Regions from separate parts of the Mus musculus genome. Here regions 2, 3, 4 and 5 are each linked to region 1. The links are chromatin loops, found by intact Hi-C in ENCODE. Cell type or tissue: left cerebral cortex. All regions are shown on one strand.

Region 1 (5,000 bases):
CTGTGAGAGGCAGCCATTCTGCGATGACCACTATCATATAAGGACAGAGAACCCATGCTTGAAAGACTCACAGCAGAGAAAAGCTCTGGACTGAGCACGCACGCCTGCTGGTGAGTTTTACCAAACATTTAAGGAAAATGGAAAATTAATGTGCTTCCTTCTTAAACTCTTCCAGAAAGTTGAAGAGGAGAAAACACTTTCAAAAGAATTTCTGTATTTTTTTTAAATGTTACTTAACAATTTTTTTTTAAAAAATAATGACTTTATTTTCCTTGATAGCAACAAATACTGGTTCCTGGTTTTTTTTTTTTCTTCCTTCTTTAAAAATGCTTCTATTCTTTGAGAACTTCATGCAGTGCATTGGGATCATATTTGCCCCGCTTCCCATCATTCACCCTCAGATCTGCTCCTCTTTGGGACTGGGAAGGACGGAAAGAAATGTTGTCAGAGGCACGGGCATTGGATGGCTACGGTTAGGAACTGATTTCTGGACACAGCAGGGCAGTTGCTGGGTTAACTGAGCCCAGGATCCCTCCGGTCCCTCCTGTGCTCCAGGCAATGCGTGGCACAGAGCAGGAAGTGATATGCGCTGAGTGGAGAGGATTTCTGAAGCGTAGCCACTTAGGTAGAATAGGAGTGCATTCAAGATGGAGCCTCCTACTAGTACCAAACACAGTGGATTAAAGTGCCCATTGAAGTGGACACTGGTCGACGATGAATTTTTTTAGCATCTCAAATGAACTTCTGAAATTGCAGAACACAATTTTTGGGTCTTTAAGAGAGCCCAACATAATACAAGTTGATGAGACTTGAACTGAATAATCTTTCTTTTAAAGAAGCGTGAATTCTTAGGCAAATAGATGTATCTGGAGGATATCATCCTGAGTAAGGTAACCCAATCACAAAAGAACTCACATGATATGCACTTAACTGATAAGGATGGACCATGCAGAGACAACCACACCCAGGGATCCATCCCGTAATCAGCCACCAAATGCAGACACTATTGCATATGCCAGCAAGATTTTGCTGAAAGGACCCTGATATAGCTGTCTCTTGTGAGGCTGTTCCAGTGCCTGGCAAATACAGAAGTGGATGCTCACAGTCACCTATTGGACTGAGCACAGGGCCCCCAGTGGAGGAGCTAGAGAAAGTACCCAAGGAGCTGAAGGGGTCTGCAACCCTATAGGTGGAACAACGATATGAACTAACCAGTATCCCCAGAGCTCATGTCTCTAGCTACATATGTAGCAGAAGATGGCCTAGTCGGCCATCAGTGGAAAGAGAGGCCCATTGGTAGTACAAACTTTATAAGCCCCAGTACAGGGGAACACCAGGGCCAAGAAGTGGGAGTGGGTGGGCAGGGAAGTAGGGCGGGGGGTGGGGTATGGGGACTTTTGGGATAGCATTTGAAATATAAATAAAGAACATATCTAATAAAAAATTGAAAAGAAAAAGAAGCGTGGGAGTGGGTTTTTGTGTGGGGGTTTGAGGTCAGAGGCCTCTCTCCACCTTTTGGAGATGGAATCTCTCACTGAACCTGGAGCTGACTGACTGAGCTAGAGCCTCCTCTCTCTCCACTCCTGACCATGCTGGGTGACAGCCATATGTCACTGCATCTGGTTTTCACATGGGTACCGAGGTATCAGTCTCAGGACATCAGGCTTCTGTGGCAAGTGCTCTAGCAACCAAGCCACCTCAGCACGGTGACACTACGTCTTCTTATAATGCATGGCCTTGATAATGGTAAGCAAAACATGGTCAAAGAGAAGTAAGAAGGCTCTGTTTGTTATGAATGCTCGCTGTTAATTTTATATTCTCTAAACATGTATTTAATATATAACATTAGCCTTCAATGTACCGACTAGCTTATTCACATACATACATACATACATACATACATACATACATACACACACACACACACACACACACACACACACACACACACACTCAATGTAACTATTACATGTAGTTGTAGATGTGAACACAGGCATTGGTTTGAATGCACATGCTTTTAGCTCTAACCTTGCTGGGCAGTTTTCTGAGATTCACTCGGAGAAACTCAGAAAAGAGGGCCGGAGTGATTTACCTGCAGCCTCAGGGTACCATAGTCAGACCACCTCCATGCCTTCTACAAGTCTTTTGGCCCTAGGGCATCATGGAAGAACTCGCTATGAGAAGCGGTTAATTGCCTAGAAACTTCTATGACTGCAGTTCTGGGCTGCTGAGCAGTCCTCAGAGTCAGTGTCTAAGCACCAAGGTCCCACCCCCTGCACACTTGAGCCTGAGATTTAATAACTCCCAAGAAGAACAAAAAGAAGCAGAGCAGAAAGACTGAAAGATGCACCAGAAACACGGAAACCACGGTGCTTCTGAGCACCGCTCTGCACCCAGCCCGCCTGTTCCTGGGGCAACACACTAGGAAGGCTGCATTCACTTGCCAGGTGTCCTTTGTCTCCCCCCACCCCTCCTACCCCTCCCGAATCTAATCCCCCTCAGTGTGGGAAGACTGCCTGATTCTCCCCCATCCCCTGGGGTGAACTCAGGAAGCCCATAGGCTGCCTCTGTACGAGCATCTGTCACAAGATGGAAGAGCCAGGTTTGGAAATTGGGGTAAAGTGAGTTGGGGGTGTAAGGTGAGGGTAGTAGATTATTAATAAAAAATCCTTGGAGGGACTGGGAACTACCACGGCGGCCTGAGCTGGATAAAGAGCCAGCTCTGGTTGTCTTTGGTTGCTGTACTCTGAGGTGTTTGAGCCATTAAAATGCAGTGTTCTTTGCTGCTCACCCTGGCCATCTGGTGCTCGCTCCCATCTCCAGAGCATCATGGGAGGCTCAGCTCCCTTGAACATGCCTTGCTTGTGGGTGGACTATTTCTCTGGCTGGCTGCCTAGGTATCCTGTGCCCTCGCTCGGGACGGTGACTCTGGGTTTGTTGGTCTTATGGACGCTTGTTCTCAGGTTCCCTTTCCACTGAAGGTGCTAAGGAAAGCTTAGTATCTCAGACTCGAGCCGCACAGCCTCAGGGGGATCTGCACCACCTTGGAAAAACTCTCTTTCTCCCTTGATATAGCTTGAAACCTGTTGTTCTCAGAGGTTGATTCGGAGGGGGATGGAGCTGTGGGAGGGAGGAGGGGAAGGATTCCGAGCTTGGCAGGAGGTGGGAGGGTGGAGCAGGCTCGCAGAGCCAGGTGGCAGCTTGTGGGAGGAGGGAGGGGCTAGACAGAGATAGGGTTGACAAGGGCGGGGCGAGGGGGGAAAGCGAGTGAGTGGAGGAGTAGGGTAAATGTGTTTACTGTCTTCTTCGGGCTGTGGCAGAGGCAAGTCTGAACCCCCTAGTGAGCAAGGGCTCCACCTTTGGAGAGAGGTCGTTTGGTATTTGGGTCTGGAGTGGGATAAGAACCCTAAGCCACATTAGTTTAGAGAGAAGCCCGCAGAGCTTCAAGGGAGTCTTCGCTGGGGACAGCAGCAAAGTCAGGAAAGGTAGAGATGCTCAGGGCTTGTGGAAGTGGCGGTCCAGAGCATGGTGGTCCAGCAGATGACTCAGGCCACTGCCTCTTGACTACCAAACTGGATGTCTCTTTGTGACATAGCTGTTTTGTCCGTGGTCACTCACTGTAAAGGATGTGAAAAATGAGCAAGGACCAAGGTTCCTGAGATCCGGAGTGACCAGGTAGATTAGGAGTGAAGTGTGCCCTGTGGAGGCTTTGCCTATGACATGGGTGCCTCTGGAGCAGGGCCTGATGGGAGCAGATGAGGAAGGCAGGAGAAGACACGGTCTCCCCGAGCTGAGTTTGCCTTGAGCAATGGCTTGGAAAAACCACGAGGAGGATTATTTCAAAAGTCAATAGGCAGGCCCTAAAATTGCTGTTTGTGGAAGAATGCCACTCACCCCAGCTTCCGGGACAGAATGAGAACCCAGCTTTGGAGACAGCCTCCTCTGCCACCCCCTCGCCTGCTCTGCGTCTGCCAGGCCCAGAGGCTGTGCGGCTTCTATTTCTCCCAGAGTACATTGTCTCTCAGTAGGTCCGAGTCTCAGGTGTGTTAGGATAATATAGAAATCCTCATGGCTTAGTCTTCTCCAAGTTAGGTGACTATGAGACCAGGATTGGGTTGCACTGCCCTCTCTGAAGTAATTATGGAATAGAGAGAGCCTGAGAGGAATGGGTGTGACTACCAATGGAGCTTGTGGGTTTGGGAAGGGTGTGGGAGTCAAGAACAAACTCTGTCTAGTGTGAAAGGAAAAATGGGGCCTCCTGTCTCTGCCCCTCCTCTGCCTTACCATGCCCACCCCTGCCTTCTCCTCTCCTCTTGTCCCGCCTCACCCCTGCCCTTCCTGCTTCAGTGTAGACCTGACTTTTAGCCTTTTAGCCAGGAGTGAATTTGCCCCCTCCCTGCACACCCCTCCCCACCCCTATGCAAGTATAGTGATATCTGGAGACGTTTGGCTCTCAGGTCTATGAGGAGGGTACTACTGGCACCCTCCTTGTGGGTTTAAAGTCAAGGATGCTGCTTAACAGCCTGCCTTGGGCAGGATTACACCAGCCCCAAATGTCAATGGTGCCCAAGTTGAGAAATTCCAAGACCATTTTTATTTTTGTTTATATTTTTAGTATCAGAGAAAGACAATGGGGAGGGGGTCAGAGGGTGATGTTTTCACCTACTCAGATATTTGTTAGAAGACGAGGGTCACCATGATTTCTAAGATCCAAAAGGAAAGGACATCAACTTGAGAAAACAAGTCTCCCATGACTCCCGTTTGAATAAAGACCAACATGCTTTTCTGAACTGTTAAGAATCTCAGGTATGTGATTGTTGATTTTGTTGTTTTCTACAGCAGTGGTAATTCTTGTGCATGTGTAGAACGTGAGTACCTGTGTGTGCATGTGTAGAGTGTGGGCACTTGTATATGCATGCATGTGTACATGTGTTCATATGTACACATGTACATGTGTGTATGCATATGTACACGTGTGTGCATGTATATACATGTGTGTA
Region 2 (5,000 bases), 49 kb before region 1:
TGAGTGCTGGCACCACAGGCCTGACTTAGGCAGTGCTGGTGGTAGAATCTGTGACCTTGTCAGTGCTAGGCAAGGACCTGTACCAGAGCCTCAGGGTCATTTCCATCAGCTGTGTCTGTGTGGTGTAAGCATATATCTCATGTCTGTGTGGTGTGAACACACCATCTCATGTCTGTGCAGTGTGAACATACCATCTAATGCCTGTGCCATGTGAATACACCATCTTATGTCTGTGTGGTGTAAACATACCATCTCATGTCTGTGTGGTGTGAACATACCATCTCTGTGCAGTGTGAACACACCATCTCATGTCTGTGTGGTGTGAACATACCATCTCTGTGCAGTGTGAACACACCATCTCATGCCTGTGCGATATAAACAGTGTCTCATGCCTGTGTGATGTGAACACACCATCTCATGCCTGTGTGGTGTGAGCACATCATCTCATATCTGTGTGGTGTGAACACGCCATCTCATGCCTGTGCAATGTGAACACACCATCTCATGTCTGTATGATGTGAACACACCATCTCATGCCTGTGTGATGTGAACACAGCATCTCATGTATGTGCAGTGTGAACATACCATCTCATGTCTGTGTGGTGTGAACACATGTTCTCTCTCTCTCTCTCTCTCCCTCTCTCTCTCTCTCTCTCTCTCTCTCTCTCTCTCTCTCTCTCTCTCTCAGTTTGTGTTTGTGGTACTACTTTGATAGTTGGAAACTGGCTGTGGTGGGAGTGTATAAACCAGGAAGAGTAGAGAACAGCTAGGCCAGGTTTGATTTGTTGCTCTGTTCTTTCTAGATGTTCTGAGCTGGGCAGATTTTGCCTCCAGGAGATACTTGACAATATCTGGAGACACTTCTGAGGGTCATAAACACCCGGGCTCAGGTGTTGGCATCTAAGGAATAATAGCCAGGGGTAAAGGTAACCATCCCACAATATGGAGGGCAACGTGTATCTCCCCAGCACATAGGGCAACCTGTATCCCGCCCCCCCTGGCTCCCAGGAAAAGACACATCCATGTTTGTCATCTAATTGTTACACTAGAATTCCAATAATGCTAAAGTAGAGAAACCCTGGTCTAGATTTTAAAAGTGATAGAAAAGTTCAATAATGGCACCAAGAAGATGGCTCAGGAGGCAAAGGTGCTTACACCAGACCGAGTTTGTTTTTAGAGACCCAGGTAGGAAGGAAAGCATCAACTCTGAAAGTTGTCCTCTGACCTCTGTGTATGCCATGGCCTGAGTCCTGTGCTGCTGTTTTCTCCAAATAAATGTAATAAACATAAGAAATTGGTTAAAAATGTAAAATAAATGTGGGTGTCATTTATATGCTTTTTACACTGTGAATTACACACACACACACACACACACACACACACCCCAAGGGCCAATTCATTGGTGTTTGAAAACTGTTATATAAGTCACTATAGATACTGTACAAATGTTTGCAAATGAGGAAAGTTCTACTGTTCATTTTGTGTGTGGTGTGGCATGTGTGTGATGTGTATGTGTAGTATGTGTGAGTGTGTGTGAATATGTGTGAGTTATATATGTATGTGTTGTATGTGTGGTGTATGTTTGTGTGTAGTGTGTGTGTGTATGTGGTGTGTGCATATGTGTGTGTTGTATGTGTGTGTGTGTAGTGTATGTGTGTATTGTGTCTGGGTGTGTGTATGTTCTGTGTGTTGTGTATGTATGTGGTGTGTGTTGTATGTGTGTGTGTAATATATGTGCACATGCATGTGTGTGAATGCACACACTCATTCATCCCAGCATCCGTGTGGACGTGAGAGGGTGCTGGTCCTCACCTTCCTTCTACCTTGTCTGAGACTGGGCCTCTTTTTTTAACCAATGTGTACCCCAGGCTAGCTGGTTCCGAGCTTCTAAGGATTCTCCTGCCTCCACCTCCCATCTTACAGGGTAAGTACTAGGATTATATATGTGCCACAGCATATGCCGTAAGAACCATGTAGAATGTATCACATGGCTACTATGCAGAGGATCTCTTGGCCTTTGACTCAGGGATGCTCACGTGTTAGTTTTTCTGAAGCCTGCTGATACACACCTACCGGCACAACATTGCATAGAGGCTGCCGAGAAATCTGATTTTCAAAGCTGCAGCCTCATCAGTGTCCCGCACAATATGGCTGTGGACTTCATGGCTAGTTCTGGGTGACTCTGTTCTCCAGGCCTGGGACAGCGAGCGAGCTGAGCACAGAGGCTGCGCAGATCAGTTTCCTGCTGGTGGATGTAATAGACTGCTTCCCCCACAATATCACAGTCTGACCAGGACACAGGGGAAGGCTTCAACCACCCCCACAGATCCACTCCAGGGGCCCGTCTCCAGTGTTTGATGTGGGCCATTTTGGAGGCATGTGGGCTGTCACCAGGGTAGAAAGGAACTCGTTCAGGCACAGAAGGGAAGGGGGTGGGTACTAGTCCCTGAAGTTTGGCAGGAATTTATTCATGCATTACATTTACGAGATCTCTCTGTAGCCCATCCCAAGCTGGAGTCAGAAACAGCCACTCAGAGGCTGGGCGGGCTTTGAGGCCAGGGACAAGGGGAGCAACCTGGGCTTTATAGACTGATGAGACACTAGGTGAAAGACATTATCAAGAACACACAGCACTGAAGGGCTTCTAAACTGAGACCAAGTCGGGACAAATGATTCACAAGTCTTACAAAGCTGGCTCTGTTAATCTGGTTCAATCAGACAGGCCATGTCTTAGTGCTGGGCACTCTGGATAAGGTCGTTTTCTGATCGGAAGACCAGATATCCTTATTCTAGTGAGAAAGATGGGAATTGAGGGGTCATCACTGCAGAAGAGCCTTTGATTTGTAGATTGTCTTTGGCGTGGGGCAAAGGCACATTGAGGTCACAGCACAACTGTGGTACCTCAGGTCTCAGAGACCTGAGTTCTGACTCCATCCTTCCCAGAGAAGCAGGTAGTGGGATTGGCCCATTCCTGGGAGGATGGTGGGTTACATGAAGATATCCTGACTGACAGTCCTGACCTCTTCCCACTTGCCAGCCACCCTGGGAACAATGAGACCGGAGCGTGAGGAAGTCAGAGAACTGAGCCTGTGGCCAGAGCTTCGTTTCTCTTCTGTCTCTCAGAATTAAAAAAAAAAAAAAAAAAGCTGCAGTTGCTTTGGAAAAAAAAAACCTTCTGAGATGAGAATTTGATTTTTGTGTTTCGACTAAGAGGAGATCGATTAGATTTCAGCTTAAAGCAGTGTTTGTATTTTATACACCAAAGCTTGGAAAATGCTCTGCACTGGGAGGGAGGCACAGGAGCTGGAAGGTCTGGGGAATCAGATGAGGGAACTGGAAATCTTTTTAGACATGTGGGATTTCATGAAAATTCTATTTCCAAAGAACTTGGGTAAAAAATTTTAAATTAAAATAGCGTAGGTGGCTGTGTGTGGATTTAAAAAAAAAATACCCGAGCGTCTGTATGAGTCAGCTTGAGTTGTCTGGCTTCTTCTCAGCCACATGTCAGCCTGTTGGTCCTTCCTCGGCTGTGTGGTTTGCAGAGTTGGTCCTTGGAGAGCATCCTATGTAGATCACCGTGATGTGGGTTATATGGTACGATCACCAGGCACATCGTCGTCCATTGACCCTTCCTAGGAAGCACTTGCTTTTATTTTGTTTTCTGAATTCTATTACTTAAAAACATTTATTTGAGAGGGAGGGAGCAAGAGCGAGAGGGAGAGCAAGCGAGAGGGAGAGCTAGCGAGCAAGTGAGAGAGGGAGAGAGAGAGAGAGAGAGGGAGGGAGAGGGAGAGGGAGAGCGAGAGAGCGAGAGAGCGAGAGAGAGAGAGAGAGAGAGAGAGAGAGAGAGAGAGAGAGAGAGAGAGAGAGAGAGAGAGAAGAGAGAGCGAGAACACTCAGAGCCATGGTGTGTATGTGAAAGTCAAAGCATGTCTATTGAGAGTCAGTTCTCTCCTGCTGCCTTGTGAGATACAGTGCTCTTTGCTTATGGAGGATCCACCTTGGAGCTGAGGGCAGTTCTAGCAGGCAACTGGTTCAGTTGGTCTGACCTTATACTTCCCATTGTCTGGGGGCAGTAAGAAAAGAGCTGCTTCCTATGCAGAAACTGCCTGGTGCTATGTGTTCTCTTGTTAAAGTACAACCTGACCACAGTAAGGACATTGGAGCAGGTACTTAAGAAGCCTGCCAACCTCCTGCTGTCTTTGCGGGTAGAAGCAGCCTTCTGCTCCATCTGAGGCTTCTCCAACCTCGCCAGAGAGGCTGCACTGGTCCCTAGCATGCACTGCTGCCGCTTCTTCTTAGGATTTTCTTCCTCTGCCTCCTGACCCCCTGCTAAAGCCATGGCAAGGGTCAGGTGCCAAGTGTGCCCTGTGAGGGAGTAGCCCATATCTCAAAAGATGTGCATCCTTCACATCACAAGATAGCAGTCTGGGCAGTATGTGTTGGGATGGGTTTAGACGTCTTGCTTTGTTGCTGGTAAAATCTGTAGCTGTCATAAGCTAGGCTCGTTACATAGGCCAGTTATGCAGAAGCTCTGTGCCAGGTGCCCAACCCACAGAGGAAGGGCTATTATGGTCAGTAAGGCTAAGTGGGAGCTGCTGGAACTATCACCTATACACATGTCACATTCCTGGAGAGACTGCAGGGTTTGCTCCACCTGCAGGACTCGAAAGAGGCAGGAGTGGGCCTCCCCGACACATGCACCCTTCCGGTGCACATGTTTGGCTTGTCCTGTTGCAGCTGCTGTTCCAGATGTGACTTCAGCTTGTGCTCAGGAGCAGATTATTACCCATCCTGGTGGGCGGCCGATCTGGAATTGCTCTTCTCCAGCAGGCTGGGGCTCAGCCTGCTTCCTGCTAGCAAGGTCATCAATTCACCCTCACTAGCTGACCTTAGGATCACACCTGCTCCAGTGTTGCACACCGGCCTGCAGGACGGATGGGCAGACATCACCCTGCATGTCCGCAGGACATCCTGATTGGATGAGTTGAGCAAGAAGT
Region 3 (5,000 bases), 120 kb before region 1:
CTGAAAACATGAGTTCAAAAATATATAATTTCTCAACTATGTAAAATATAAGGACACAATATGAATTATATGAGGGGCTTCACAGACCGTAAAGAACAGACTCCGTGGCACCGTGAGACAGCTTGTCAGAAAGATACAAAGGCAGGCAGATTCCCGAGTTCAAGGTTAGCCTGGGACAGAATGAATTTAGGTCCAGGCGTGGTTGGAATGGTCATCTCAGGATGGGATCCAACCCAGCTAAATTTATTGTTTGTGCCTACAAAGGCAGGTAGATCACTGAACTCATTGGCAATGTTAAAAATGTACTTGCTGTCTTTCTAAGAATCAGGGGGCTGGGGTCGTGGGATGCTAATTTGGGGGACCTGGGAAAATGATCGAATTGATGTAAATAAAAGACAGGGCTTTTGATCGACAAGAGATGAGCTATCCAGAGAGTTTTTAGAATTCTTTTCAAGCAAGAGAGAGCTGTCTCGAGCAGAGAGCTGCCTGGAAAGCTACCTAGAGCAGAACACAGGCTGTCAGCTTGTACCTAACGATTTGACTTTGAGTTGTCCCTCCACCCCTGATGCTTTCAAACTCCCCTTCTCTTAGGAGCCTCTCTCCAAGCCGAGGCTGGTCCTTGGCAGTGCACACCTGTATTATCAGCAAAAAGACTTTAAATTCATGGCCATGTCACTTTCTTCAGTGGCTTAGCCATTGATAAGTTGTCTGTGCTTTTGTGAATAACTCCCTCCATGCCCATGCAGGTGCCCTAGTTAAACATGGCAGGACACACAAGAAGCAAGACATAGGAAGTAGGAGAGGGACTTGGTGGGAAAAGAGTTTCGACAGGTGGGAAACAGGAAACAGAAGATGTAACGGGGGTAAGAAAATGTAACGGGGGTAAGCTAAAATTCCTCATGTATGTGTATAAAACCCAGAAATAAAAGCACAGAGTTAGGAAGGGAATCAGAAAACAAAATAAAGGTTTGTTATGCTAGCATATCATATGTGTATGTTTAAAAATGTCATATTATAGACAATAAATACAACTTTCCTCTATTAGGTAAAAGTAAAATTCTTAGATGATGATGGAGGCTTGTCTATATGATCTGGCCTTTCTGTCTTTACTGTCATCGCTGCAGTGGGAGGGATGAGTGCAGATGGCCTTTGATTTCAGGGTAGAAACTTATGTGTAGACCTCCTGCCCACACCTTGTCTCCCGAGAAGCTCACTTGTTAGGACTTGGTAGTAAATTTAGATGACATCAAAAGCCTCTTAGTGCATGGGAGTAGAAGGAATGGATCTCTAAGGGCCACTGCTCCCGCAGCCTGGCCTCCTGACCTCACCAGCCTTCAGTGGACAATGAGTCCATTTTCAAACAGTAACATGTCGCTCCATTCTGTGAGACCTTGCATGGAATTCTGAGACTGAGTGCTAGGGACAAGCTCACCTTTTGGATTTCTGCTTCAGACAATCTGTTCATGTCAGATGGAGCTTGTGAACATGTCTTGATTCCTGAGTAGGGAAAGGACTCGGCAGAATTTCGAGCAGCAAAGCATCGCAGGCCTTTATCGTTGCTGCGGGAATGCCTGGCAGCAGCAACTTAAGAGAGGGAGGTTTTATTCTGGATCATGGTCTGAGCGGGAGCAGTCCGTCTTGGACAGAAAAGCATGGCTAAGATTGTGGCAGCAGAATCATGTGGCCGAGACACCTCCCATCTGAGCAGATCAAGGAAGCAAAGAGCTTTGACTGGAAACAGGGCCAGATTGAAAAATCTCAAGGTTGTCCCCAGTGACTCATTTCTTTGGCTAAGTCCCACCACCTGAAAGATCCACAGACTCTCAAACAGCACTACCACAAGCTATAGACACCAAGTATTCAACCCACGAGCCTATCAGGGCCATATTTAAACCACAAGCTATAGGCACCAAGTATTCAACCCGTGAGTCTATCGGGACCATATTTAAACCACAAGAACAACTAATGTGAGCACCATGGCACATTAAGCTCTAGAAGAAGGCTAGGTGCTGCCTGGCTTCTGGTGCATATGGCCAGTGAAAAGGAGATATCACAGGTCTGAGACACACTCAGAGAGGTCGGACCTTGTTTATAAGAAATTACTGATTCTATCTCTTTTATTGAGCACTGATCATAGGCCAGATTGTAGTCCTTGCTGAAAATAGAAGACAAAAGGCAGCTTTTATCTTGGTAGTCAGATGGCGCCACCCACGTGTGGTCTGTCACCTCTATGGGAAAGCATCAGAGGCACAGGAAGGGCTTCTGAGTCTGCCAAGCCCTTCATAAGGCTCACTGGGGGCTCACAGTTAACACAAAGGCATAGAGGCGACAGCTCAGGCAGACCTAGTGCCACAGTAGGTATGAGGGTGGATGTGAGCCGGGCCACAGTGAACTCAGGGCTCGTGGCTTGTGTGTGGAGCAGAGTGGAGGACAAGGTGTTAGACAGGTCACACACTATGACATGCAAGAGTGATTGTTTTTCCTTTTATCTCCACTGAAGTGGCTAGGGATGTGGGGTTAGAGGATAAAGAAGTGGATTTGTTTCAAAGTTTGTTTTGTGTGGTGTGGAGGGGGACACCCCAAATAAGGAGCTAACATCTGTGAGACTATCTTCGGAAGATGTGAACCCCAAATATTGGAGAGGTGAGGGTGGCTGGGTATGAGAGACAAGTATGGGGTCGCACGGACAAGCTCAACCAGGGCCACCATGTGTGGGTTGTTTACTGTACACCCGGTATCTGAGAGGTGTAGATTTATGTTGTTATAACACGAACTTTCCAGAAGGTGGCAGTGGAGAGTCCAGAGAAAGCCTGCCTCCTTCTTCGCATCAAGAAGCCCCATGAGTGAGCTGCAGCTCAGGGCTTGAGGAGTTGTTGGTCCCCAAAGAATTAAGCAAGTGAAGAACAGAGGGAGGGATGGCTGCCAGATCTGCAGCCCAGGAAGCTGAGAGACCAGAGGTTCCTTCACTGGGGTGTAGAATATCTGGGGAGTGGGGAACTTAGGGCTGGGGTAGTAATGGGACTAAAAGCCACCCTGATGGAGAGGGAGACTGAGAATGGGTGTCTAGTCTGCAGCTCAGCGGGAGCCACCTGAACCCTCTGGTTCTCTGGAGCAATTCTCAGAAGACAGGCGCTTTGGGCCGACCATGACTGTTGTCTTCACTGACTTGGCAACTTTAAAAGACTCTAAACTTTTTTTTTCTCCTCCTGTGTGCTTAAGGAGCCAAACTGGTTTGTGACCATACAGGATATTTCATTTGCTCATAATTTACTTGGCCCTGGGCTCTGGGATCAGAGCACCGAGTGAGGCAAGATACCTTTCTTGCAGAGTTTGCAGCCCGGCTGCTAATCAGATGAACGAGGAAAGTTTGCCAGCAGCCGTGGGCACGCAGGCTGGCCGTGGTCAGTGTGCAGGAAGTGGCCCTGCAGATGGTTTCTGAGGAGGCTTCCCTGAGAATGAATCAAAAAACTCATATAGCTTAGCATGAGTCAGGTGAGCAAGAGGATGGAGACGGGGCAGGCACACGGTGCAGGCAGGGGCTGGCTACAAGGACTCTGGAGGAACTCATGAGTCATCTAGATTTTCCTGAGGCAGTGGGACTCTCTGGAAGCTTTGAAAACTTCTAATGAAAAATTTTTCAAAGGTTTATTTATTTATTTTATGTATGTGAGTACACAGTCGCTGTCTTCAGACACACCAGAAGAGGGCATCAGATCCCATTACAGATGGTTGTGAGCCACCATGTGGTTGCTGGGTATCAGACTCAGGACCTCTGGAAGAGCAGTCAGTGCTCTTAACCACTGAGCCCTCTCTCCAGTCCTGACTTATTTACTTCTGAGATAAGGTCTCACGATATAGTCCTGACTGGCCTGAAACCTGCTATGTAGATCAGGATGATCTCAGACGCATAGAAGTCCACTGGCCTGCTTTCAGGAGTGCTGGGATTAACTGCGTGTGCCTCCTCACCCAGCCTGCTGGTGACTTTCAAGCAGGGGAGGTGATTGATTCCTATTAGAATTTTGTTAGGAGGGCGGTGGCTTCTGTAAGTGGCCACTCACAGAGGACCCAGGCTCCTCACCCTGACAACTTGATCTGGGGCATCAGCTGTGGGGGTGGAAGTGGATGTGTTCACCATGCAGGGAGAGGCACAATGTTCACATGTAGCAGGAGTTTGCTGCCTTTTTGGCCCATGTCACTGTGTTGATGATGTCACTGATGCTCTCGGGGAGGATGGAGAGAGGAGTAGAAGGCTGAAGAGCTGAGCTCACCTCCGCATTGAGTGCATAGGTTGTGTGAGCTTGCTGGGCCCCTGAGCCAGGGAGTCAAGTGCGCAACACAGTTGGATCTCTGATCAGAGAAGCTGGGAGAGGTGCTAAGGTCTAAGGAGGAAATCCAATATCACAGAAGTTAGCAATGAAATCCCAGGATCTGCCTGGAGGTAAGGGAGAGGAAGCGAAGAGCTCTGGGTGGAGCAGGCTCTGAGAGGGCGTGGATTGCAGAGGACCGAGGAAGTAGAGCAGGTGTCAGGGAGCCATGAACGTCAGGGAAGAGTGTTACAGAGAGGCAGCTATCAGGGCAATACGAGCAACAGGAAGTCCTTCTCAGGTCATGTGGGAGGAGAGCTGAGAACTAGAGGGGAGCTGGACACGCACCCAGCAGAAGCACAGGCTATTCTTGGAAGCAGGGATAGGGCTCCTCATGTAGCTCTAGGCTGGTGTGCAACTTATTGTGTAGACCAGGCTGGCCTTGAACTCAAGATAAGCTTCCTGTCCAGAATGCCAGCATCACAGGTGTGTACAACATTCTAAGAGTGAATATTCTTAGGAAGGTAGACATTACAAAAAATTTTTTTTGATAGGGTTTCTCTGTGTAGCCCTGGCTGCCCTGGAACTCACTCTGTAGACCAGGCTTGCCTTGAACTCAGAAATCCACCTACCTCTGCCTCCCAAGTGCTGAGATTAAAGGCATGCGCCACCACTGCCCAGCACAAATGTAGTCTG
Region 4 (5,000 bases), 53 kb after region 1:
CAAGTTGCCCTCCACCCATAGAGCCTCATGACTTTCTACACATCCAAAGTAAACCCCCAGCTCCACCAGAACTCAGACTTCCATGCTGTGGCTGCTCCCTCTCACCCTGTGCTGTCAGGATGTCTTCCTGGTCTCACTCTTAGTGGGGCCAGGCACTGGGATGAGCCCAGGAGCCCGAGTCTTCAGGAGCACTGTGCTCAAGCTGGGGGTGGGGGGACACTGGTTTTCGCTTCTGTGACAGAATACCCGACAAAAGCACCTTGCGGGAGGCAGACTCTACTCTGGCTTACAGTTCAGAGAATACAGTCTGTCGTGCCAAGGAACCATGGCAGCTAAAGTGGCTGGGTCTGTGTGGTGGTTTCCGTTTCAGTGCACCCTGTTGGGACTGATCAGCTTGTCGTCCTCAAGCCCTGCCTGTGCCCCTTCCTGCTATTCATAAGTTCCCACAGATTCCCAAGAGAATGCCACTAGCCGGGGACTGAATGTTGAAACCATGGCACTGGGCCACCTGCACACATGTCAAAGGACTTGCTGGAAGTAGGTATGCCTCGTGTCTACAGTCAGAATGCAATGGCAAAACTCATGGCTGCACCCTGCACTTCAGGCAGTGGCTGGATTCTCTTGTCCCCTCTTGTTCTTTCCCTTCCCATCGATCTGGATTTTCCTGTCCTTAGGGGCATCTTCCTTTCACCTCCTTCCTGCTGGTCCTCGGTCGTCTGCCATGCTTCCTCAGCCTGGGCAATCCACATGTGAGGATCCACTTCTCTAGCTCATTCTTTGTCATCTTCCTGCCCACGTCAGCTTGTCTGCACCCGGAAAAGCTTTGCACCTGGGTGAAGGTTCCTTTGGAGTTGGGAACTGTTTTCCACCAAAGGGCCTTCAACCTATGATGGCTCAGGAGCCCTACATTCAGTCTGAGAAGAGAGAAGGGTCCTAGCCGTCTTTGCTTGGTACTCCCTGAAGCCTTTTGAAGACGCTCTGATGGTAGGAAGAATCAGAAAGTAATCACCAAGATTTGTGCTGCCGGGCAGACACACACATCCTCTAGGCTACTAAGATATTAAACCAGACAACCCGGAAGATATTTTGCAGATGTCAGTGAAGATCTGAATTGGCTGACTTTAAGAAAAGATCACGGCCTCGAGTGGAGTGAGGCTACTCAATTAAATGCTTAAAATAGCCTGATGTCCTCCTTGCAAGAGACAGCCAGAACTTGAGTGAAGTTCAGAGTTTGTAAAGGCCCAGAGGAGGGCACACACAGCAAGACTAAGAGGCACCTAAGGAGAGCTAAGGGGTGGAGTTTGTTCCTAGACAGTAAAGAAGAGGATGGGGGAGTTCAGTTATGCACCCGGAAGAACCCGAGTTCGAGAACAATCTACATTTTCAGGAGGACCCAAGATGAGTGCAGCCTGGAAGGCCTCTGGGTAGCAATTTTGTAAACACCCTACTAAGTTTGTACTTCTGGTGTTCAGAGACCAAGAGAGACTAAGTGGGCGGTGCTGGAGGGTGCTGGGTCTGTTACACAGCAAGAGCTGCCTGTGGCAAACCCTCACCTGCCAAGCCGGCTTCTGTTCTCCTTTATGACCTCCATGTTCTGCTACCACTGGGATCATGAATTGAACCAAGAACTATGCGTTTGGTGGGAAAAGAAGGTCACGCCTATAAAACGATCCAGTTTCAGCTAGAACAACAAAATACTGATACGTTAACTGCTTATGCCGTTTCCTCCTCTCTCCCCCTTTTCCTCTCCATCCCTTCCTTAATTTCCTTCCTTCCCACTCCCATCCTCCATACATGCCTTCCCTTTTTAATTTTGTGTTTCTGAATTTCCACATTGTACATAGCTGGCTTGTCCTAGTTAACTTCAGCCATCAATTTAACACAGATTAGAGTCATCTGAGAAGGGATTCTCAACTGAGGCATTGCCTAGATCAGACCCACCTGAGGGCATTGTCTTGGTTATTAACTGATGCAAGATGGCTCAGCCCACAGTGGGTGGCAGCATTCCCTAAGCAAGTAGCCTTGAACTGCCTCAGACAGCTACCCTAGCTAAGTGTGAGCCTGCGTACCAGCAAGCAGCACCCCCCTGTGGTTGCCACTGCACTTCTTTGGCTGTGAGTGAGTTCCTGGGTCAGAGGTAATGCTGTGTGATATATTTCCCAGACTTCCCTCTTAGTGCCTGCTTGTGTTCATGTCCCAAATTCCATCCGGCAGAGTATGAACTGGAAGGGTGAGCCACACACACCTTCCTCTAAGTTGCTTTGGTCATGGTGTTTGTCCCAGCGACACAAGGAAGCACAGTGCAAAGATGACAAAGACCTAGAGAAAGAGCAACCGGCAAGAGTCTGCCTTTGCTGGCCAAGCTACATGAGCGTAGACACCATAAACCTTGTGGGAAATGTCCTTGTTCTAGAGGGCTGCTCAAACATTGAAAGAGTAGACTGGGAGGGAAGCTACTTTCAGTGCAAGCTCAGAGAAAGTGGGTTAGTTTCTAAAAGTGAGGCCTCGCATAAATTCACTCCATTTCCATTTCTGTGGGTAGAAGATTCTAGGGTGGATCTGAAAAGAACCCTTTGGAAAAAGGTGCAAGTGTGAAGTGCTCCTTCCATCTCACACAGAACTCACAATGATTTTGAAAATGCATGTGTCTCCATCTGTCTATATACAGATGCCTGGGCATGCACACACACACACACACACACACACACACACACACACACACACACGCACACACACACACTCACACACACACGCACACACACTCTCACACACACACTCACACACACTTACACACTCACATACACACACTCACACACACTCACACACACTCACATACACTCTCACACACACACACTCACATACACTCACACACACACACTCACACACACTCTCACACACACACACTCACACATACTCACACACACTCACACACACACACTCTCACACACACACACACTCACACACACACACACACTCACACACACACACACACACACACACACACACACACACGATGAGTCTCACTGGAAATCACTATGCTGACCTTAGCATTGCTGCGACCTGGTGGACGGCATTCTCTGACCGATGTAAATTCCTTGGGTTATCTTCCTAGCCTAGGATTAAGCTGAACTGTAACCCAGGATGTCAAATTCAGTTGTTAGGAAAGAAGCTCTCTAGATCCGAGGTCTTTCATGTGTCATGCAAGATGTCTGATGTGTTGTGGTCATACAACTATCCTGAAGCCTCGTAGTTTCCTCTTGAAAGTTCTGTTAGTGTCTCTGTAAGTAACATATAGCACCAAAAAATAGTTTATGGTGACAAAATAACTGTAATGTGTAACGTTTCATATCCTCTTAGCAACGGAGGTCATGAAAAAGAACGTGGACTTGAGTTTTCCTATTCTGTCCCTATTTTGTAGCTGGATACCCAAAGAGATTAGACCACATACCCGGCAGAGCTCTGGATCTGTCAAAGCTCTTTCTATGCGATGTATAACACTGTAGCCTCCAGTTTCTCAGGCCTCTTGAAGGGAGTATGATTATAGCCAACAGCATAGAGTCTTGGATTTTGAAAACTCATGTGTCTCCATCTCTCTCTATACAGATGCCTGGGCATGCACACACACACACACACACACACACACACACACACACACACACACACACTTACAGATGTTGAGGCCAAAGGTCAACCTCAGATGTCTCTCACTGGCATCTGATATTCATCAATTAGACTGGCTGGCCAATAAGACCTTAGGAATCTGCTCATATTCATCTCCCCAGTGCTGGGAATTCGAGCATTCGTTGTCATAGCTGGCTTTTATGTACATACTGGGACCATTCGGTCCTCAATCTTTGTGTGGCAAGCATTTTACCAACTAAGTTAGTAAAGCAACCCCGAAGGACCATACCAACACAGTACCGCCAGAAACTGACGACCTGGACTTTTCTAGCTTCTGCACACCTCAGAGAAGAAAACATCATCCACTGTTCCACTTGATACACTAGGTTATTCCCATTCCTCCTCGGAACTAGTGTTTACACTGGTGTGAGCTACACCAAGTCACAAGACTCACGCTCCTTCCCAAGCATGCCCCTGCCCCAGACTTCCATCTACAGTACCCAGAAATGTTGACCTCACAGAAGTCTTAGCTGAAGTGTCAACAATTTGCCTACATGAAAATGGAGTCTGTTTCCGTCTTCTAAAGAACATGATGCTGACTACTCTCTAGTAGCTCTGTTAAAGTCCTAACACCTCAGGCAAAAGAGACTTAGTAGATACAGCTACACAAACCCCTAATTTATCTAGCTGGTTTCTCTGAGATAACAGTGAATTGGGATACCTTTCCCCCATTTTTTACCCTTTGCACGGTGTTGTGACCTCTGAACCCAGCCTCTGTGGGTCATTTAAATGAGATATGTCCACCTTCATCCGTCTCGGGTGCTTGAACACTTGGTTCCCAGTTTGGTGCTTTGGGGGAGGTTGTAGAACTCTCGGGAGGTGGAGCCTTGCTGGAGGAAGTGATTTATCGGGGCTTTGATGGTTTATAACCTTTTATTATTTCCAGTTCGCTAAAGATGTGTTCTCTCAGTTTCCTTGTCTGGTCCCCTGCTGCCATGCCTCCTTCACCATTACAGACTCCCCGTGAAACCTGAATGGCCAATGAAATCTTTCTCCCGTAAGCTGCTTCTGGTCATGGTGTTTTATCCCAGCGACAAGGAGTAACAAAGACACCTGCCCTGCCATTCTATAACCCACTGTTGTCAGGATTAACTAATTTCCCTTTGTAACTGGCTATGTATGTCCCCCGCAGTGCACGAGGAAGGACACGTCCCTAAAGACATGCTCGCCAGTGCTGCCAGCCAGTGACTGTGGCTCTGAGTCCATGATGCGGCAGCTCTGGAGCCTCCTTCCCAGCAGGGCTGTTTATCCCTGGAACCAGCACTCTGCACCTGGACGCTGGCCATGCGTGGTTCCTCTTGCTCACGGGGCACAGTGCA
Region 5 (5,000 bases), 61 kb after region 1:
TAATTCTCCAGCATGCTCAGACACAGTGTGGGTGTAATTGTCAGGATTAGAAAGCCACTCCTGAGCAAGGGCTGTGAAGTGGGCTCTGCTTTGCCTCTACTCTGGCAATTCAGCAAGCAGAAGTCAAATCATATGAATTTGCACCTCTTTTGTTAAGCATCATCTACACCCACTCCAGAAGTCAAGAGATCCCAACGAGTTTATTTTAAATAATACATTCATCCAAGAATGGCTTAAGGGTGCCACCAACTTCTAACCCACACCCCACACAACCTTTGTATGGTTGGGATATCTCATCTACCCCTCTTTTCTTATTCCTAACTCATATTAGCTATATCATACATCTATAATGGTATATATGCTGAAATCTCCCACGTGCGATCTGTAGACCTTTGTCCTGGGCAGGGTTAAGCTCTGATTGTTAGGTCTCCCTGAAGTTAGGTGTGGCTTTAAAAGACAAGCAGAAACAAAGGCCTTTCCTCACTCTTGTTTGCTAGCTGGTATTAACACTTGGGAGGACATGGAACTCGTGCTTCAACGTAATAGTGTTCATTCGTCTGGGTCTCCAGGTAGCATCAGCAAAGCCCGAGTACAGTAGTGAGAAAAACCTTCTATTTGGTTAAATTGCTTCACTTGGGGATTTTATGTTGTAGCAGTTATGCAATGATAGTGGTCCCTTTACTCTATGGGGGGCCTAATACGAGATACCTGGTAAGTACCTCAGATCACAGTATCAAATGTTGTATATGCTTTGTTGTTTACACGCGCACCAACAATAACATTTTCTTTATACATTATTGAGAAATTAACAATAATAGCATGATGAATAAAACAGAGCAACACACTCCAGCAGAACTTGTGTGGATGCATGCTGTTCTGAAAGGCCCAAGACAAATGTTAGTATCCAGACCAGAGTAGCCAAAAGTATAGAAAGCCTTTGTCTAACGACTGTGACTGCAACACAACACTCAGCCTCACTGAGGACAAAGACCCAGCAGTGCCTGCTACTTATAATATGCTTCTGGCTTGCTGGGTGTTGCTCAGAGCTATGCACTGTAGGCTGGTCCCTCTGACATCCCTGTGTGTGCACTGTAGGCTGGTCCCGCTGACATTCCTGTGTGTGTACTGTAGGCTGGTCCTCCTGACATCCTGTGGAGCTCCTGGTTTCATTATTTCCATTGAATAGATTGGAAAGCTAAGGCACAAAGTTGCTGCAGCTAGTATAATAGATTATTTCATTGTCTCTAGTTATCCACCTGCTATGCTGTTTTTCTCTTTACATCTTATTTTAGACTGGGTCTCATCATGTAGCCCCAGACATCCTGAAGCTACTTAAACAAACCTGACTGGCCTTGAACTCATAGAGATCTACTTGCCTCTGTTCCCTGAGTATTATTGCCATCAAACTTTCTGCCCTGGAAGAAAATGAAGTCTATGATATCATCATTGCTGAATGGCTTGCGTTATCTCACTGTAGAGGTAAGCCACATTTCCATCCCATCAGCCACTGGCAACTGTGTGGCTTAGCTGACATTCTTCTTTCCCTTGCCTGGGAACAGAGTGTTCCAGACCAAACTGGTCCTTCAGCTTGGATCTCTGAATGAAGAAGACACAGGGGCAGAGCCTCTGCTAGCCAGCAAGGGAGGCTCAAGGGAGTAGCGAGCCTTTGTTTTACAGCTGCTGTGACTCCACTGAACCCAGAGAGAAGAGACTAATACACTTAGACCTCTATCTAAATACATTTATGAGACTCCAGAGCCAGGGCTCTTAACCAAGGAACAAATCACCTGTCAAGCAAGCTGCAGCACACATACAGGAATTCCTGCTGAATGACACGAAAGAAATGCAAACAAACAAACAAACAAACAAGCCAGTTCTCATGTTGCACAGGGAAAAAATAGATGCCTGTAAGTTTAAAGAGAATAGAACCAAGATTTAACCTAAACCTGCGGATGTGTTTCCCGCATGGTGCCTAACTGCTCTCAGGCTCCACTCAGCAGCCACTGCATGGGGATCTTTTCATGCACGTATGTCCCTGCCAGTCCTTTTGTTAAGATCTGACACCAGAAATGGTATCTCTGTGGCTAAGGATTGGACCCTGTGGGGGAGGAGACTTAGCTAAAATTTGTTCAGTAGACATATCATCATTTCATAGTTTGTGGTCCTGGATCAAAGCTGAGTAGCGGAGAGGAAAGGGTTAAGGACCTCTGCCCAACCTGGATGAATCTGCATAGAGGTGAATCAAATCAAACCATGTGGATAAAACTCAGCATTCACTTTCTGTACAGCAGTTAGTAAAGTCGGTAGATAGTCTTCCTGAATTTTTAACAGTGTACCAATTCAAATGGCTATTTGAACACTGATCACTGAGTAAAGTAATTCTCTGGAGGTTTAAATAACTATATATTAATAAGCAGATGCATATAATTGGTTTGGGGTGTGACTGGATGGAGGCTATAGATTAGGACACATTTAAAGATATCAAAGGCATGTAATGTTACCATTAATTAATGCTGCTGAATGATATCAATCAGGTGCATATTTTAGGCAGTGTAAGGATAAACCTTGAATCCCATTAGCCTATTAAGTGCGATTGCCATGACCCCTTCTGTAATGGATCCTAGTTATTTCTAGAAGCAACTGTTCATCATTATTCAAAATATATTTTATACCAAATGGCTGTGTGCTGTTTTGCTAGATTCTCAAATACTTCAACTGCCACGAATGGAAATGGCAGCTAGCATGGAGCTCCTAAGGCTTTGGAAGCATTCTGATCCGTTCTCAGCGTAGCAGCCAATTCCTACTTTCCTGTTAATACAAATTTCATAGTTTGGTAAAACTCTAGGATGAATTAATTCTCTTTTGGCACTTACGTGACAATTATTACAAACCGAGGAGATCACAGGTACGAACCCATTAAGTTCTAAATCTGAATTAATATTCCACCAGGCGTAAAGTTCTCATACAAACTATCACAAATGTGATTTAGAAAGAATGATCCTTCGGAGGAAAACAAAACCTGCCTCTTTCTGCTCTCCTTCCCCTTCTCCTCCTCCTCGCCTCTTCCTTGGCCTGCTCTCCTTTCCAGCCCACATGTTACTTCTGTTGTATTTGAGTGAGGGTGAGGTTTTGTTCTGATCTGGCTTAGGCCGAGCTTCCCTTTGTGCTGGTTCCCATCAGCACGGAATCCTGGAAGGCAGACTCGTTTTTTTTCTATTTGTAAACATCGGGGGATGGTGCTAAGGTTCGATTAGGGTTTATTCACATGTTTTAATAGCCAATGGGCCTTCCTGCTGTTTATTCTAAAGCTGCTTTTCCATTTATAAACACTCTGTAAATTAGAAAGGGTTTGTAAGAGGGAGAGAGGTAAAGAGGGAGAGAGGTAAAGAGGGAGAGATGTAAAGAGAGAGAGAGCGAGAGAGGGAGAGAGGGACAGAGGGACAGAGGGACAGAGGGACAGGACAACACATTTGCCTAGCTCAAAGGAAACCATCTATGTGAGTCCTACAGACCCAGTAAAGACTTGGGCCATAGACACAAATGTGCTGCTTGCTGATGTCTCAGAGATATGAAGCTAAGGCATCTGTGTAATTTTTGAAAATTATGAGAATGAGAATGAGACCTGCGTGCAGGGACAGATCTTATGGAGTTGCTCTCCTTAACTCATCTTATGTGCAATGGGTAAACCGTTGATCTGGAGTGTGCTGTCGACCCCAGAAGGCACAATGGCACTTTACTCAGTGATAAGCCACCAGGAAGGAAGCAAGTTGTAGTTTGGAAAATTAGGACCGAATCTATAAGCATGGAATCCTCTGTGACTAAAGGCTATTAGGTGAGAAATCAATTGATTACCACACAGAATCCACTGGAACTAAAGATAGAGCAGTTTCCTAATCTTGCTTCTAGATAGCCTTCTCTTCTAAAGTTTATGAGAGAATCTGAACTTTAAATCCCACAGACAGGCCACTTTATCCAACAGCCTCTGCTGCTGCATGCCTCTAATCTCCACTTTCCTTCTGTTGGTAACAGCAGATGGATCAAAGCCAGAGTACAGCTTGTTTAAGTCCCAAAATATTCTACACATCACTTCTATTTCAGATAGCAAGCCGTATAAATTAAAACATGGACAAACTTGTCAACAGCCATCAGGATTCAAAATTCAAAAGCCAGTATAATCCCTCACCCCCTTCCCCGTGTTCAGAACACACAGCTCTAACTTCACCAGCTAGAGACGAGTTAAAAATCTAACAGCTATATACATATTGCTTTAACCACGTCCCAAACACTCTGCATGCATGCTCTTTAGGAAACATCAACATGTCCACTGTGTTGGAAAGCCCAGTTTTATACCACGTTACAAGTCAGTACCAACTTAAGATCTCACACACAGATGTGTCCTCAAGAGAGGATTTCCTTAGAAGTGCTGCTGACATTCGACTCCCTAAACCTTGTTGATTCCGTACTAATTGAAACCTGCACCCACTGCATCCGGATGCCACCGCTCAAGGCTTTTTACTTGATATGCAGTAGCTGGCACTGTGTTTAATCAGCTAAAACTGACGGGGGCCATGGCCTGTGAAGGAAAAAAAAAAAAGCAAAGCAAACCAATGTCTAGCAAGGTAAGGTGGAGTGGATCCTGGTACTCACCTGAATCAATGTCCAGATGAACTTGAATGCTAAGACTCCCCCAGCACAGGTTCTCCTTTGTTTATATTACTGGGAAGGATTCCTCCCCCCTCACTGTGTCTGCAATCGTGGAAGCCAGTTACCGTGCTCATAAGCTGACTAGAGGAGCTCACAGCCGGCTTCTGCCTCCCTAACTCTTGCTCCTCATGGTGCTGAGGACCCAGCCAAGTCTGGATGAAGGGCAAACTGTTTCTCTACTCTCTTGGATCTTGGGACCCTAGGCAGGAGTTGGTTGGCTGGTCTCTTACTGGTCAGGATGCTATCATGGCACTTTCCCAAAATCTATGTCCAAAAGAAAGTTACAGAAGGGTGTG

Evidence for each region. Peaks named below come from ENCODE experiments on the same cell type or tissue, not always from the same donor. Only the 100,000 strongest peaks of a DNase experiment are listed, where the experiment ranks them.
Region 2: it touches region 1 in a loop (5-fold over the local background); 4 of 42 quality-filtered maps call a loop at or near these places.
Region 3: a loop joins it to region 1, with 2.0 times the contacts of the local background. A loop is called at or near these places in 2 of 42 quality-filtered maps.
Region 4: a loop joins it to region 1, with 4 times the contacts of the local background. A loop is called at or near these places in 3 of 42 quality-filtered maps.
Region 5: it touches region 1 in a loop (5-fold over the local background); 3 of 42 quality-filtered maps call a loop at or near these places.

Annotation. Positions count from the first base shown.
Region 1 is chr16:94,929,002-94,934,001 of GRCm38, forward strand. All of the region lies in intron 2 of Kcnj6 (potassium inwardly-rectifying channel, subfamily J, member 6), which reads right to left. Among named protein-coding and RNA genes, the nearest start is that of Kcnj6, 66 kb to the right of the region's middle. In left cerebral cortex, no CTCF peak of the experiment used is centred here; DNase peaks (open chromatin) are centred at 2,256, 2,835, 3,152 and 3,994; H3K27ac peaks cover 2,533 bases.
Region 2 is chr16:94,879,923-94,884,922 of GRCm38, forward strand. The region is part of intron 2 of Kcnj6 (potassium inwardly-rectifying channel, subfamily J, member 6); the gene reads right to left. Among named protein-coding and RNA genes, the nearest start is that of Kcnj6, 120 kb to the right of the region's middle. In left cerebral cortex, no CTCF peak of the experiment used is centred here; DNase peaks (open chromatin) are centred at 2,389, 3,438, 4,177 and 4,492; H3K27ac peaks cover 2,368 bases.
Region 3 is chr16:94,813,816-94,818,815 of GRCm38, forward strand. All of the region lies in intron 3 of Kcnj6 (potassium inwardly-rectifying channel, subfamily J, member 6), which reads right to left. Among named protein-coding and RNA genes, the nearest start is that of Gm41507, 91 kb to the left of the region's middle. In left cerebral cortex, CTCF peaks have their summits at 2,791 (motif pointing right) and 3,702 (motif pointing right); DNase peaks (open chromatin) are centred at 1,740, 2,221 and 2,799; H3K27ac peaks cover 564 bases.
Region 4 is chr16:94,981,971-94,986,970 of GRCm38, forward strand. The region is part of intron 1 of Kcnj6 (potassium inwardly-rectifying channel, subfamily J, member 6); the gene reads right to left. Among named protein-coding and RNA genes, the nearest start is that of Kcnj6, 13 kb to the right of the region's middle. In left cerebral cortex, no CTCF peak of the experiment used is centred here; DNase peaks (open chromatin) are centred at 2,508 and 4,969.
Region 5 is chr16:94,990,275-94,995,274 of GRCm38, forward strand. The region is part of intron 1 of Kcnj6 (potassium inwardly-rectifying channel, subfamily J, member 6); the gene reads right to left. Among named protein-coding and RNA genes, the nearest start is that of Kcnj6, 4.9 kb to the right of the region's middle. In left cerebral cortex, no CTCF peak of the experiment used is centred here; DNase peaks (open chromatin) are centred at 39, 3,096, 4,152 and 4,904; H3K4me3 peaks cover 1,805 bases; H3K27ac peaks cover 767 bases.